Linked DNA regions of Homo sapiens: region 1 is linked to region 2. Evidence: chromatin contacts called from ENCODE Hi-C or POLR2A ChIA-PET data. All regions are on one chromosome and are shown on one strand. Each heading gives the region's core, a stretch centred on a gene start or an enhancer-like site at or near the end of the contact. The rest is flanking DNA. Distances are from core to core; before and after follow the strand shown. Region 1 has its middle 110 kb from the start of FAM171A1. Region 2 has its middle 70 kb from the start of FAM171A1.

What was found. Hi-C counts contacts between places; a loop is a spot of excess contacts on that map. ChIA-PET counts read pairs that join two places held with the same protein, here RNA polymerase II (POLR2A). Pooled maps may share reads with other maps.
Region 1: a map of ascending aorta shows a loop between it and region 2 (4-fold over the local background). The contact joins two enhancer-like sites. A Hi-C loop is called at or near these places in 3 of 168 maps with a recorded cell type or tissue (aorta and ascending aorta), 1 of 37 single-sample maps with no recorded cell type and 4 of 50 pooled maps. POLR2A ChIA-PET finds 5 or more read pairs at or near these places in 2 of 52 experiments (HEK293 and HEK293T).

What each region holds. Positions count from the first base shown.
Region 1 is chr10:15,482,042-15,489,131 of GRCh38, forward strand. No RefSeq gene overlaps it. Among named protein-coding and RNA genes, the nearest start is that of FAM171A1, 110 kb to the left of the region's middle. Within about 2 kb of position 4,095, at least 2 of the 41 ENCODE cell types and tissues checked have a DNase peak (open chromatin) inside an H3K27ac peak, as active enhancers do; they include ascending aorta, where a contact is called at or near this core.
Region 2 is chr10:15,438,105-15,444,630 of GRCh38, forward strand. No RefSeq gene overlaps it. Among named protein-coding and RNA genes, the nearest start is that of FAM171A1, 70 kb to the left of the region's middle. Within about 2 kb of position 1,624, at least 16 of the 41 ENCODE cell types and tissues checked have a DNase peak (open chromatin) inside an H3K27ac peak, as active enhancers do; they include ascending aorta, where a contact is called at or near this core.

The sequences.
Region 1 (7,090 bases), core at 2,845-5,344, 46 kb after region 2:
CTTGAGAATCTCCATAAAAACATTTTAAAAAGTGATATAGCAGATGTTTCTGATCTTGGGGACAAGTATGAACTGATCTTGCTCAGGGTTGCCTCCCACCTGAATCACATTTGAACCATGAGTGTTGCAGAGTAATCTTTCCTTCAAGAAAAAAGTCTCCCATCTTCCCTGGCAGCCTATTCTGAATTTTCATCATCTTTACAGTCAAGAAGTTCTTTCTTCTGCCTATTTCAAATGGTAAAGGAACTCGTTTAGCTCTCAGCTATTTTGGTCTCTTCTGATTTCATAACAGGGTGGTTTGCAGAGTGTGTTAGATTTCGACTTTTCTTCAGGATTCATGTTCCCATGGGCATTCTGGAATGGCTGGTAGGAGAGATTTCTCTCCAGTGTGGTCTGATATTTATCTGGAAACTCTGCAGGGAAACAGCACAAGGTACTCTGATGCTGAGCCACACAGCCTGATGCCTGTCCCCCAACTTTTGTTTTTGTTTTTGTTTTTTGGGGGGGTTTTTTTCAGAGATGGAGTTTCGCTCTGTCGCCCAGGCTGGAGTGCAGTGATACGATCTCGGCTCACTGCAACTTCCACCTCACGGGTTCAAGCAATTTTCCTGCCTCAGCCTCCTGAGTACCTGGGATTACAGGCGCCCACCACCACACCCAGCTAATTTTTTGTATTTTTAGTGGAGGTGGGGTTTCGCCGTGTTGGCCAGGGTGGCCAGGCTGGTCTCGAACTCCTGAACTCAGGTGATCTACCCGCCTCAGCCTCCCGAAGTGCTGGGATTACAGGCATGAGCCACCGTGCCCGACCTATTGGCCTATTTTTCTTTCTATTTTTCACACATTTCTTATTTACTTATTGTCTACCTCTTCCACTAGAATGTACACTGTGAGGGTGTGGCCTTGGTCTGTGTCAATTTGGACTCAGTGGTTGGAGTTTACAGAATGTTTCTTTTTTGGCTTCGATGTCTTCCCGGGATGCTTATCCTTCATTAAGGATATTTCCTTCTAGTCAGTTCCGTTCTAAAGGAGCCACCATTATAAGAGACACCTCATTAGGAGTTCCATGCTTAGGGGCACTTGGGCAAACAACAAGAGGTCATTCTCCAATCGTATTTAATCTCTAGAATCTCCTAGAAACAGAATAACTTTAGCTAATTGCCCCCAAATACTTTTCCTCAAGAGAAATTTGATTATATTCTACTGATATAAACAAAACATGATTCCCTTCACATAGAGAACTGGGTTATTGAACTGAGTGCCAGAGAATAAGAACAGAACAATCTTAGGTAATATTATTAGCAATGTATTATCTTTGTGTAAAACGACAGTTTCCAAATGACACAAATGATCTCATCTTTCTTGGAATTATCCCGTAGCGGGCAGTTTGGTGTTTAACGAACTTGGGGCGAATTAAGAAATGTGTCTTTCCAGAGATTCATTTGTTGATGATGACTTTGCAAGCACATGCCCTGCGGTAAAGATACGCTGTGGTCTGGAAATGCATGTGTGTGCATATGTACACACACGCACACATACCATACACATACAAACACACACACACACACACAGACGACCAACTAAATACATGAGTTTGCACATTGGAATCCAGGCTGAAAAAAGTTGCAGTGTCCTGGATGCGCTCAGATGGTTGGGGGAGTGGGGGTCTGGTACATTTTCAAGGTTCTGTTTTGGTGTCAGATTGAGTGGAGATAGAGCGGCCATTAATTTAGCAGAGCATCTGGGATCTTTAAAGCCAGAAAGAGCTATACAATTTATCAATCTTAATTTGCTCTCACTGTCATTAGACAGGGAAGATCTCTGGGAAACCCTGACAGGCCCCAGATGTTCTCCATTCGGCTGATATCACACACACCAGCAACGGCTGCAGAACTCCCACCCCCACCTTCCTCAGTCTCCCTTATGCCTCGTCCCTTGCACTTGGGCTTGCTATGCTAGTTCCTGGACAGTATTTAGTAGCAGAAATGCACTTATTCAGTTAGGACTCTCTGGGCCACCCTACTTGCAACAGGAAACTGTCCTGTTGGAAGCCACTGGCACTGAGGTCCAGGGTGAAACTTTCAATCGAGAAAACATTTGTGTCCTTAATTAGAGAAATGAGGGGAAATTGATCAACCCACCCAGTGTCTAGGACACATTCGGGTCCCTGAAATGCTCTCCTGGGTCAGCCATGTCTGAGGACCCATGGAAGAGCTATTATTGTCACTTCGTTATTTTAAGTTCCTTGAAGGTAGGGCTTGAATGTAAGATGTCATTTATCTTCCTATGATTTCCCCTATGATGTCATATATGGCAATGTTCAATTAATATACATGGCCTAACTGGATCATTGGGCTCTCACCAACTTATCCATTTTCATACATTCATCTTCTCCTTGTAAAGGAGGTTCTTAGTTCTGCAGGGTGAAAAATAAACAAACACATTTCTATATTCTTTAGGTTGTTTGTTTCCAACTATGTGCACCATCGTGGGTGAACAGGAGATAAGACAGACAGCACTTTTGGCTCCACAAACTTTAAGGTCTGGTGGTTGAGGCAGAGAAGTAAACAGCTGTTACTCACAGAGGGATAAAATTATAGGATCAGGGAGGGAGAAGTCCCGGGTTTTCTTTTTTTCTTTTCTTTCTTTTTAAGACAGAGTCTCGCTCTGTTGCCCAGGCTGCAGTGCAGTGGTATGATCTCAGCTCACTGCAACCTCTGCCTCCTGGGTTCACGCCATTCTCCTGCCTCAGCCTCCCGAGTAGCTGGGACTACAGGCACCTGCTACCACGCCCGGCTAATTTTTTGTATTTGTAGTAGAGATGGGGTTTCACCGTGTTAGCCAGGATGGTCTCGATCTCCTGACCTCGTGATCCACCCACCTTGGCCTCCCAGAGTGCTGGGATTACAGGCGTGAGCCACCGTGCCTCGCCAGTCCTGGGTTTTCTGAAAGGGGAGAGCTGATTTTTTAATATTAGTTTAGGAGTTGGGAGGAGGAAGCAACATTTATTTTGATTCTTGAACCATGAGAAATGAGCTGGGTAAAGATGAGGGGTGACTCTTGGCACAAAGTTTACACAAAAGTTGAGCAGGACATTTCATTGTCGTTGCAGTTGTTTGGATGGGAGGGGGAAAAGGAGTGATTTCCCTTCATTTTCCTAGTCATGACCCTAGGCGTGGAAAGAGGAAGTGACTCTTCTGCTACTTTTAGGCATAAGTTTCTTGGTATATGCACCATTCCTTTGAATTAAGCCATTCTGTTTCAGAAGGCTTCAGTAAAAACAGAAATTACCCAGGGAGGTAATACAAATTACCCATTAGCAATTTCAGATGACTTAAATTATTCCTTGACGTTTTCTAGTTACTTCTCTGGGTTCTGATGAAATGAGCAATGTGGCTATTGGATTTATTTTATTTACTTATTTCTTTTGAGACAAAGTGTCACTCTTGTTGCCCAGGCTGGAGGGCAGTGGTGCGATCTTGGCTCACTACAACGTCTGCCTCCCAGGTAAAAGTATAGTAGCAAGTGATTCTCCTGCCTCAGCCTCCCAAGTAGCTGGGATTACAGGCATGTGCCACCATACCTGGCTAATTTTTGTATTTTTAGTAGAGACAGCATTTCACCAAGTTGGCCAGGCTGGTCATGATCTCTGGACCTCAGGTGATCCTCCCACCTCGGCATCCCAAAGTGCTAGGATTGCAGGCATGAGCTACCATCCCCAGCCATGAATTTCAAAAGGAAGAAGTGAAGTTCAGAGGAAGGAAGGAAAAACAGAGATGGTAAGGTGCTGAGTTTACTCGGTGGTTTTCGGGAACTCTATTTCAACCTGGTGTTACTAGGTCTGACATTTACTCCCCTCAAAAGGTCCCATGCTAAAATAAGTTGGGAAAACATATGTTTAAAGGAAGTGAAAGTTTATTTATAGTAGGCATTTTTGGAGCTTTCATTATGCCAAAGTGCAACGTGACTCTTCAAGAAATGTTATAACATTAATCATTTTCTAAATGTATTTGACCTCAGAATCTCTCTTTTTTTGGAAAGGAATTAGTGTTTCAGCCAACACACGTTGTGCAATTTTGGTTTGGTCTATGGAGTAGTTGAGAGGATGAATAACTCCTGGAAGGGCCCCACTGTGTCACTGCAATGGCCAAAGCACTACATGGTGGAGAGTGTTGGGTTGACTCATTTGTACCCAAGATCAGCCTGATTTCTTGCTTGAATATATGTTTATGCCCTTCCATAACCTAGTGTGGATTTAAGAATATGTTAGTTCTGTAAACAATCCTCCCCCCAATTTATTTATTTTTTGTGATTTATTATTATTTCAAGATTAAAGATTTTCCATTATGCTCCCTAAAATGAGGTAGATCCGCAGAGAATCTGAGCTCTCATGCAATTGCTTTCTGGCCAAATGTGCAAACTCCTTCTATAAAAGTACCAGGCAATCCATCTTGTCCACTTGACCTCGTTTATCTCGCTTAGTTTATCAGTTCATCTTGGAAACACACTTTCACCAAGCTGACCATGACTATTTATATACACTTGGAAGACATTCCACTGGAAATTATTCTCGTACTGCTTTGCCAGTATAGCAGGGAAGTGGTAATAGGACCCTACTGTTTCATCACTATGTTTTCCTTAAGATAGTTTCCTGTGGTGTTATCAGCCAGTTTGAAGATTAAGAAAATCTCCTGCAGGCATTCCAAAACTCTTTTGTTGGAAGTTGGAAGGCATTCCTTCCAACTCTTTTGGTTTCTTCTGGAGCAAGAAATATTTATAAAAGATGGGAAGGCAAAAATCTAAGAGAGGAAAGAGGGGGAAAACTATTTGTTTTCTTTATTTCAACTATTTAGATATCTACTGTGCACAGGAGACTCTGGTGGGGACTGCAAAAAATGTGGAAAGGGGTATGATGTGGCCATGTGGTCCTTGCCATTAGGTCCAGCCTCCATTAGGAGGATGACAAGGGAGGAAAACAAGATATCTGCATAATTGATTAACTATCAGGCAGATAAAGGCAAATACGAGATAACATCAAAATGCCCCATGATTCACACTCTGGGAGGAGGGAGAATTTTCTGTAAAGACTTCATGAGAGGCCGGGCATGGTGGCTCATGCCTGTAATCCCAGCACTTTGGGAGGCAGAGGCAGGTGGATCATCTGAGACCAGGAGTGCAAGACCGGCTTGGCCAACATGGTGAAACTCCATCTCTACTAAAAATACAAATATTAGCTGGGCATGGTGGCGCATGCCTGTAGTCCCAAAGCTTCTCGGGAGGCTGAGGCAGGAGAATTGCTTGAACCTGGGAGGTGGAGGTTGCAGTGAGCCAAGATCACACCACTGCACTCCAGCCTGACTCCATCTCAAAACAAAAACAAAAACAAACAGACAAAAAAACACTTCATGAGAGAGGTGGCCCTTGAGATAGGCTTTGAAGGTTGGATAAGATTTCACCTTGAAGACAATTGGGGAAGCTGTTTCATGGGGAGGGAAGAATGGGAGCAAAAGTGTGAAGAGAAGGTGTATTCAAGAAGCACGCAGCAGGTTTTTAGATATTGGCATTCATCCAGCCTGTGACATACGCTAGAATCAGGAGTCTTTCTCATTCCTCCCCGACCTCCAGCATCCTTTACTCAACAGCTCCCTCAGGCCAGTGGATTTGCTCTCCTAGTAGCTTTCAAACCCATCGCAGATCCATTCCCATTTCATCTTTTGTTTTCTTTTATTTTTTATTTTTTTGAGATGGAGTCTCACTCTGTCACCCAGGCTGGAGTGCAGTGGTGCCATCTCGGCTGACTGCAACCTCCACCTCCTAGGCTCAGGCCATTCTCCCGCCTCAGCGTCCTGAGTAGCTGGGACTACAGGTGCGCACCACCATGTCTGGCTAATTTTTGTATTTTTATTGGAGACAGGATTTCACCATGTTGGCCAGGCTGGTCTTGAACTCCTGACCTCGTGATCGCCCACCTCAGCCTCCCAAACTTTTGAGATTACAGGCATGAGCCACCACACTCGGCCCCAGTTCATCTTTTCTAGCTCACTTTGCTGTGATTGACTCCTACTGATTTCTCCTTTTCTCTGCCTGCGCGGCCTCTGGTAGACTCGCTACACTACCACCAGAGAAAACTCCCCTAAGGCAAACCTAAGTAGTCACACGGCAGCCCATGGCCACCAGGAGCGAGTCCAGATTCCTTACCGTGGCCTGGGTTCTGCAGTTAGATGGGGCTGCGCTCAAATTCCATCTCTGTTGCTATAAGTTATGTGACCAGCTGTGTTAACCTGTGAGGGCAGACCTCAGTTTTGTCATCTGTAAGGTGGGCATCATTATTAGTAGCCATCACTTTTCTTTTTACTTACTTTCCTTTTGCTTTTTTTTCTTTGAGACAGTCTAGCTCTGTCACCCAGGCTGGAGTGCAGTGGCCCAAACTCAGCTCACTGCAACCTCTGCCTCCCGGGTTCAAACGATTCTCCTGCCTCAGCCTCCCAAGTAGCTGGGATTACAGGCGCCCGCCATCATGCCTGGCTAATTTTTGTATTTTTAGTAGAGACGGGGTTTCACCATGTTGACCAGGCTGGTCTTGAACTGACCTCAAGTGATTGGCCCGCCTCGGCCTCCCAAAGTGTTGGGATTACAGGCGTGAGCCACCTTGCCCGGCCACTAATATTCTTATCACTGTTTTCTCTCCAGCATTTCCCCTCACTCATTCTTATATGATCCCGGCCCCAGTTTTTGTTGGCAACTGCAGAACGTTCTCTCTTGGCCTTTATCCTCTCATCTTTTTCTGTTACTCCTCCCACCTGCCTCTGAAACGGGCCTCCAGCATCCCTGCCTCTTGGAAATCTGCTGGTATCCTCTTCTCTGCACTCCTGTCCCCAGGACTTATTGAGTATCGGTGATCCCATCCCACCTGGTACCTCCCTTGCAATGTTGCATGCCTTCATCTTTCCATACCTGGCTAACTATTTCTCTAGGATAAATTCCCAGAAGTGAAATTGCTGGTCAAAGGATAGGTGTATTTTGAGTTTGGACACCCAGTGCCATATCACCCTCTAAAAGGGAGTGTAAATTTCCACTCCCACAAGCAGTGGAT
Region 2 (6,526 bases), core at 374-2,873:
AACATGGTAAAACCCCGTCTCTACTAAAAATGCAAAAATTGGCTGGGCGTGGTGGTGCGTGCCTGTCATCCCAGCTACTCGGGAGGCTGAGGCAGGAGAATCACTTGACCTCAGGAAGCAGAGGTTGCAGTGAGCCGAGATGATGCCACTGCACTCCAGCCTGGAAACAGAGTGAGACTCCATCCAAAAAAAGAAAAATAATAATAATAATAATTATTATCATTCAGACTTGGGCTGAGGTGGGAGGATCACTTGAGCCCAGGAGTTTGAGACCTGCCTGGGCAACACAGAGACCCCTGTCTCTACAACATAAAAATAATAAAGTCATCTGGACATGGTGGTGTGCACCTGTAGTTCTAGCTACCATGGAGGCTGAGGCAGGAGGATCACCTGAGCCCAGGAGTTTGAGGCTGCAGTTAGCTATGATTCTGACTGCACTGAAGCCTGGGTGATAGAACAAAACCCTGTCTCTAAAATAATATTAATGACAATTATTATTATTCAGACTTGGTACTGAATATTTACCATGTCTTCTGAATGCTCACATGTCTCACATGTTGAGTATTCTTGAAGAATACTTCAGCTGGGCATGGAGGCTCACACCTGTAATCCCAGCACTTTGGGAGGCCACAGTGGGAGGATCACTTGAAGCCAGGAGTTCAAGACCAGCTTGGGCAAACTAGCAAGACCCCATCTCTATGAAGGAAATTTAAAAATTAGCCAGGTATGGTGGTGTGCACCTGCAGTCCCAGATACTCAGGAGGCTGAGGCAGGAGGATCACTTGAGCCCAGGAATTTGAGACCAACCTGGGCAAAATAGCGAGAGCTGATCTCCATAAAAAGAATTTAAAAATTAGCCAGGCATGGTGGTATGTGCCTATCAGCTAGGCAGGAGGCTGAGATGGGAGGATCGCATGAACTCAGGAGTTTGGGGGTGCAGTGAGCTATGATCGCACCACTGCACTCTAGCCTGGGTGACACAGCAAGACCCTGTCTCATACACACACACAAAAGCCTCTCAAAGTTGGTTTCTTCCATGGGTATTCTTTTCTTCTAGGTAGCATCCTTGTGTTCCAATATTTACATGAAGATGATGCCTTGCTGTTTTTCCATTTTAGTTGAGCAAAATTTGTGGTAGGGGAGTCCAGAATGAGAAAAACAATGACAATTTCAAAAGCAGACCTCCCTTATTTTAGAACTTTGCCCTGGATTTCATTTTATGGCCAAAGTCCAGCTGGCCAACCTCTCTTACCCTGCACTGCCTTCTGTGATTTTGTTTGGGATGAAGGATCAGAGGAGACAGTTGACAGAGAGCTGACTTTGAGGCCAGCAGCAGGGCAAGCTGGGAGAGAGAGCTCCCCTTCCCTTCACCACGGGAAATGCAGGCAAAGCCCACACCGGTTTGTTTTTTTTCTCACTGATGGCAGAGGAATTCCTATCCCTTGGGGTTTACACTCATTTTGTGTGCTCTCCAAATCTCCCCACTTATCTTTAGACAGACTCCCAACAACCCTCTGGACACAACTCCAAAGGAAAGAGTTCGCGGGCCCACGTCGTGCTGGGGAATGACGCAGCTCACTTTTTCACAGGACGGAAATCTGGGAAGTGTTTAGTCAGTTTCACGGTGACAGGCAGGATATCAGCGGGAACCAGGTCATGACAGAATCCACACCCTGCTCTCCTCCCGTACACAGTAAGAAGCAAGTCTCAGCCAGCCAGCGTAGACTCAGAAACAGAGGGTGAGGAAGAGCTCCAAGCACTGTTTTGTTTCCTTTTTTTGCACGATTGAGCTTGTAGAAGCAGAGGTAGGAGAAAAAGAAAAAAAGAGAGAAAGAGATGAGAAGGAAGAGGATCTATGCTTCCAGGGCTAAAGCAACCCTGGCAGAGGTGGGGCTGCGAGGTAATCAACAACGCTTTCATTCGCTCTTCAATGTTTTCAATTAATTAATTGAAAAAAAATTTCTTGAGCGGCCCTCTTATTGGCAGACAACGTTCTAGGAGCTAGGGTTACAGCAGCGGAAGGTCAAGGCCCTGCTATCCTGGAATTTCAGTTATATTATATAGAATATCTGTCATATCCCGGGAAGGAAGATAATATCCAAGTAAACAGATGGTCCATGCAATTTTAGCTAATGAAAAGTGCTTGAAGAAAAGCCAGGCAGGGTTAGGGAATAAGTAGTGTGTGTTTGTGTGTGTATGTGTGTGTGTGAATTTCAGACAAGCAGTCAGGGAAGGCTTCTAGGAAGAGGTGACCTTTGAACAGAGGCTCTGGAATGAGGCGGAGAACAAGCCATGTGAACAATTTATCTGTACAACTGAGGAGTGCTTTCCTCTTCCTTAGCAGCGTGCACTTGTGTGCAATTTCTCCCCAGGATGGGACCACAGCCCCACTTCTTGAATCATAGAGAGACCGGGGAGTTAGAGAGAGGCATCTTCCACCGCAGTAGAGTTGGGTGACCAATATCAGAGCTGCGGCTGGACTGGGAGGGTTGGATCTGAGATGCAGTGACGTGAGGGTGGAGGGAACGGTACAGCCTCTGATTGTCACAGGGCTGCCGCCCAGGATACAGACTTGGCTGGGGATGGAACGGGTGTAGTTGGCTCTGCAAGTGCAGTTTTGACTCCAGCACAGCTACTCATCAGCTTGGTGCCCTGGGCACATTATTTAACCACTCTGGGTGTTAGTTTCTTTGGAGAATGGGGTTCATAAAGGTCCCTCTGCCACAGAGTCATTGGACTAACTGAGCTGATATACATGTAGAGGGTCCTCAGGAGACTGCCCGGCATAGAATCAATTCTACATAAGCTTTGGCTGTTATTAACACGTGCCACACTATAGGGACCCTGAGCTCTCCCCACTCTCCCACACCCCTACACCTACTCCTCAATAGGCTGATTAGTCTCCTTATAATACAGCCATTCTTGTCCCCCCTGGAAGCCACTTCTTCAGGGCCTCCACAGAGTCCTGCACAAAGGGCCGTGGCTTTGAACCTAAACACAAAGGGCCGTGGTTTTCACCAACCCGACCACACAGTATCCTAAGGGTAGATCCTGCAGTGCCTCCTGGCAGCCTTTCCTGACTCTTGGGATAATTTCTTTTCTAGAGTTGGATGCACCTTTCTGGCCTCTTTCTACCTAGAGCTAAAGAAAAAAAAATTCAAATTTAAATTTCCTTGGGAAATCTAGCAACGTTAAAAACCTGTGCCTTTAAATCCTTACGTGGAGAACTGCAGTCAAGAGCACGTAGGAAAATGCAAAAGAAGTGAAGATACAGCTTGATCTAAGGGATAAGACCTAGTGTTTGATAGAAATAAGACCTAGTGTTTGAAAGATCAGTAGGGTGGCTGTAGTTTATAATAATCTATTTTATATTTTAAAACAGCTAAAAGAGAATAATTCAGGTGTTATGAGGAAAAAACAATATTTAAGGTGATGGATAATCCAATCATACCTATTTGATCTCTAAAAATTATATGAATGAATTAAATGATTACATGTACCCCCAAATATGTACATCTATTATGTATAAATAAAAAACAAACTTATTTCAAAAATCAGAAATAAAAACCAAAGAAATGGAGAACATAGCGATTGTTTAAAAACATTGATCTGGTCATGATACTCCTCTGCATAAGGCATTTTACCATCACAAGTGGTCCATTGCCCACTATATCAAGTTCAAACTCTGGCTTGAGGCCAGGTGCAGTGGGTCCTGCCTGTAATCCCAGCACTTTGGGAGCCGGAGGTGGGAGGATCGTTGAGCCCAGAAGTTCAAGACCAGCCTGGGCAACATAGTGAAATCCCATCTCTACAAAAAACACAAACATCAGCCAGGTATGGTGGTACCTGACTGTGGTCCCAGCTACTCAGGAGGCTGGGGTGGGAGGATCGCTTGAGCCGGGGAAGTCAAGGCTGCACAGAGCCATGATCGTGCCGCTGCACTCTAGCCTGGGTGACAGAGCAAGATCCCGTCTCAAAAATAAAACGAAACAAAACAAAATTCTGGCTTGGGAACTTTCCAGCTCGGCCTCTACTTACCTTTCTAGCGTCATGGCTCCACACTGCGTTTCCTTATCTGGGAATCCCAGCCTTACTGAACTTTCAGCTTCTGCAGCCAGCCACGCTCTTTCTGGCCTCCGGCTTTGCTGTGTGCTGTTTCTCCAGCCTGGCGATTTGCTCTGTCCCCAGCCCCTGCACTCCTTTACCTGATCTGCTCCGATTGATCCTGCAGTCCTCCGCGGCTGAGTCACTTCCTTCTGCAGGGAAGCCGTCCTGGGTTCTCCTCCGAGGACTGTCTCAGCAACCATCGCCTTCTCCACTGCAGAGGGTGTCTCCCTGTTCCTAGGGGAGGCCTGAGCACCCCATTGTATGTGTCCCTTCTCGCTCCACCCTCAGAAGCAACCAGAGTAGCAACCAGTGAGTTTATTTATTATTTATTATTTATTTAGTTTTTTGAGATGGAGTCTTGTTCTGTCGCCCCGTCTGGAGTGCAGTGGTGCGATCTCAGCTCACTGCAACCCCTGCCTCCCAGGTTCAAGCAATTGTCCTGCCTCAGCCTCCCAAGTAGCTGGGATTACAGGTGCCCACCACCACACTGGCTAATATTTGTATATTTAATAGAGACGGGGTTTCACCATGTTGGCCAGGCTGGTCTTGAACTCCCAACCTCAGGTGATCCGCCCACCTTGGCCTCCCAAAGTGCTAGGATTACAGGCATGAGCCACCATGCTCCACCTGTTTTAAAAATATATATAAATTTGTGGGGTACAAGTGCAATTTATTTTACATGCATAGTGGTTAAGTCAGGGCTTTTAGGGTGTCCATTACCCAAATGACATAGATTGTACCCCCTAGAGTAATGTCTCATCATTCACCCCTCCCACTCCCTCATCCTTTGAGTCTCCACTATCTGTTATTCCATGCTCTGTGTCCATGGGTACACATGATTTTTTTAGCATCTTCTTATGAGTGAGAACATGCAATATTTGTTTTTCTGTATCTAGCCTGTTTCAGTTAACATGATGACCTCCAGTTCCATCCATGTTGTTGCAAAAGGGATAATTTCATTCTTTTTTATGGCTAAATAGTATCCCATGGTGTATATATAACACATTTCCTTTATCCAGTCATCTGGTGATGGACACTTAAGTGTATTCCCTATCTTCGCTACTGTGAATTGTGCTGCAATCAACAGACTAGTGCAGGTATTTTTTTTTAATCTTTTTTTTTTTTGAGTTGAAGTCTTACTCTTGTTGCCCAGGCTGGAGTGCAATGTCACAATCTCGGCTCACTGCAACCTCCGCCTCCCAGGTTAAAGGGATTCTTCTGCCTCAGACTCCTGAGTAGCTGGGATTATAGGCGCCTGCCACCACACGTGGCTAATTTCGGGGTTTCACCATGTTGGCCAGGCTGGTCTCGGACTCCTGACCTCAGGCGATCTGCCCACCTTGGCCTCCCAAAATGCTGGGATTACAGGTGTGAACCACTGCGCCTGGCCCAGTGCAGGTCTCTTTTTGATATATTGATTTCTTTTTCTTTGGGTAGATATCCAGTACTGCGATTGCTGGATCAAAGGCTAGCTCTATTTTTAGTTCTTTAAGAAATCTCCACACTCTTTTTCATAGAGGTTGTACTAATTTTCATTCCCACCAACAGTGTATCAGCATTCCCTTTTCTCTGCAGCTCGATGAATTTGACTGAAGGCATGTTCTTTGCTTTCTATTAGTTTAGAATCTGTTTGAGGCAATAGCTTAAAATGACACAGAACAAATAGAACTGTAAAGCAGGTAGCTCAGTGAGTTCCTCCAGGGAGTGATTTTCTGTAAAGATCTTGCCCAAATTTAGCTAGTCCCTAGAAGACAGTGTAGAGAGTGTTGTGAGATGAGAAGTAAGCTAGGATCCAATTATGAGGCCATGGTGAGCAACTTGAAAGAGTTTGATGTCATTGCAGGACAATGAGAAGACAAGGAAGAGCTGTCAGGGAGGGAAATTGGCCATCCTTAAAACTAACCATGACAAAACAATTACGCACACCCCATCTGTAGATTCCAACGCTAATTAGCCTCTTTTCCCACCAGGTATGGAAAATCCTCCAAGTTTTCAGACTCATCTGGATTTGTCACAGCCCAGCTCTGCCCTTTTTCCAATGGGTTGACCTTATGCAAGTTAGTTAGGATCTGCAAACATCAATATCCTGGTATGATTAACAGGAATAACAACAAAACCAACTTTATAGGGATTTGTGAGATTTAAAAGAGATAAGTACAGTACTAACATGTGACTAGAACAGAATCTAAAGGTAAATTATAACGGCAGCAGTCAGTAGTAGTACTACTACAGTAGTAGCAGCAGCAGTAATATTAGTAATAAAAATAGTGGTACAGATACTCTTTGAACATAATAGCTTATAGGAGCTGCCCCCCGGATTGCTACTCTGGGAGTGTGTATTTGCACATAGCATTTCCTGAGGGCAGACTGCTGTGAAGTCTCCTCTCCGTGCTTCCTCTGTCACTGGCCTGAGATTGAC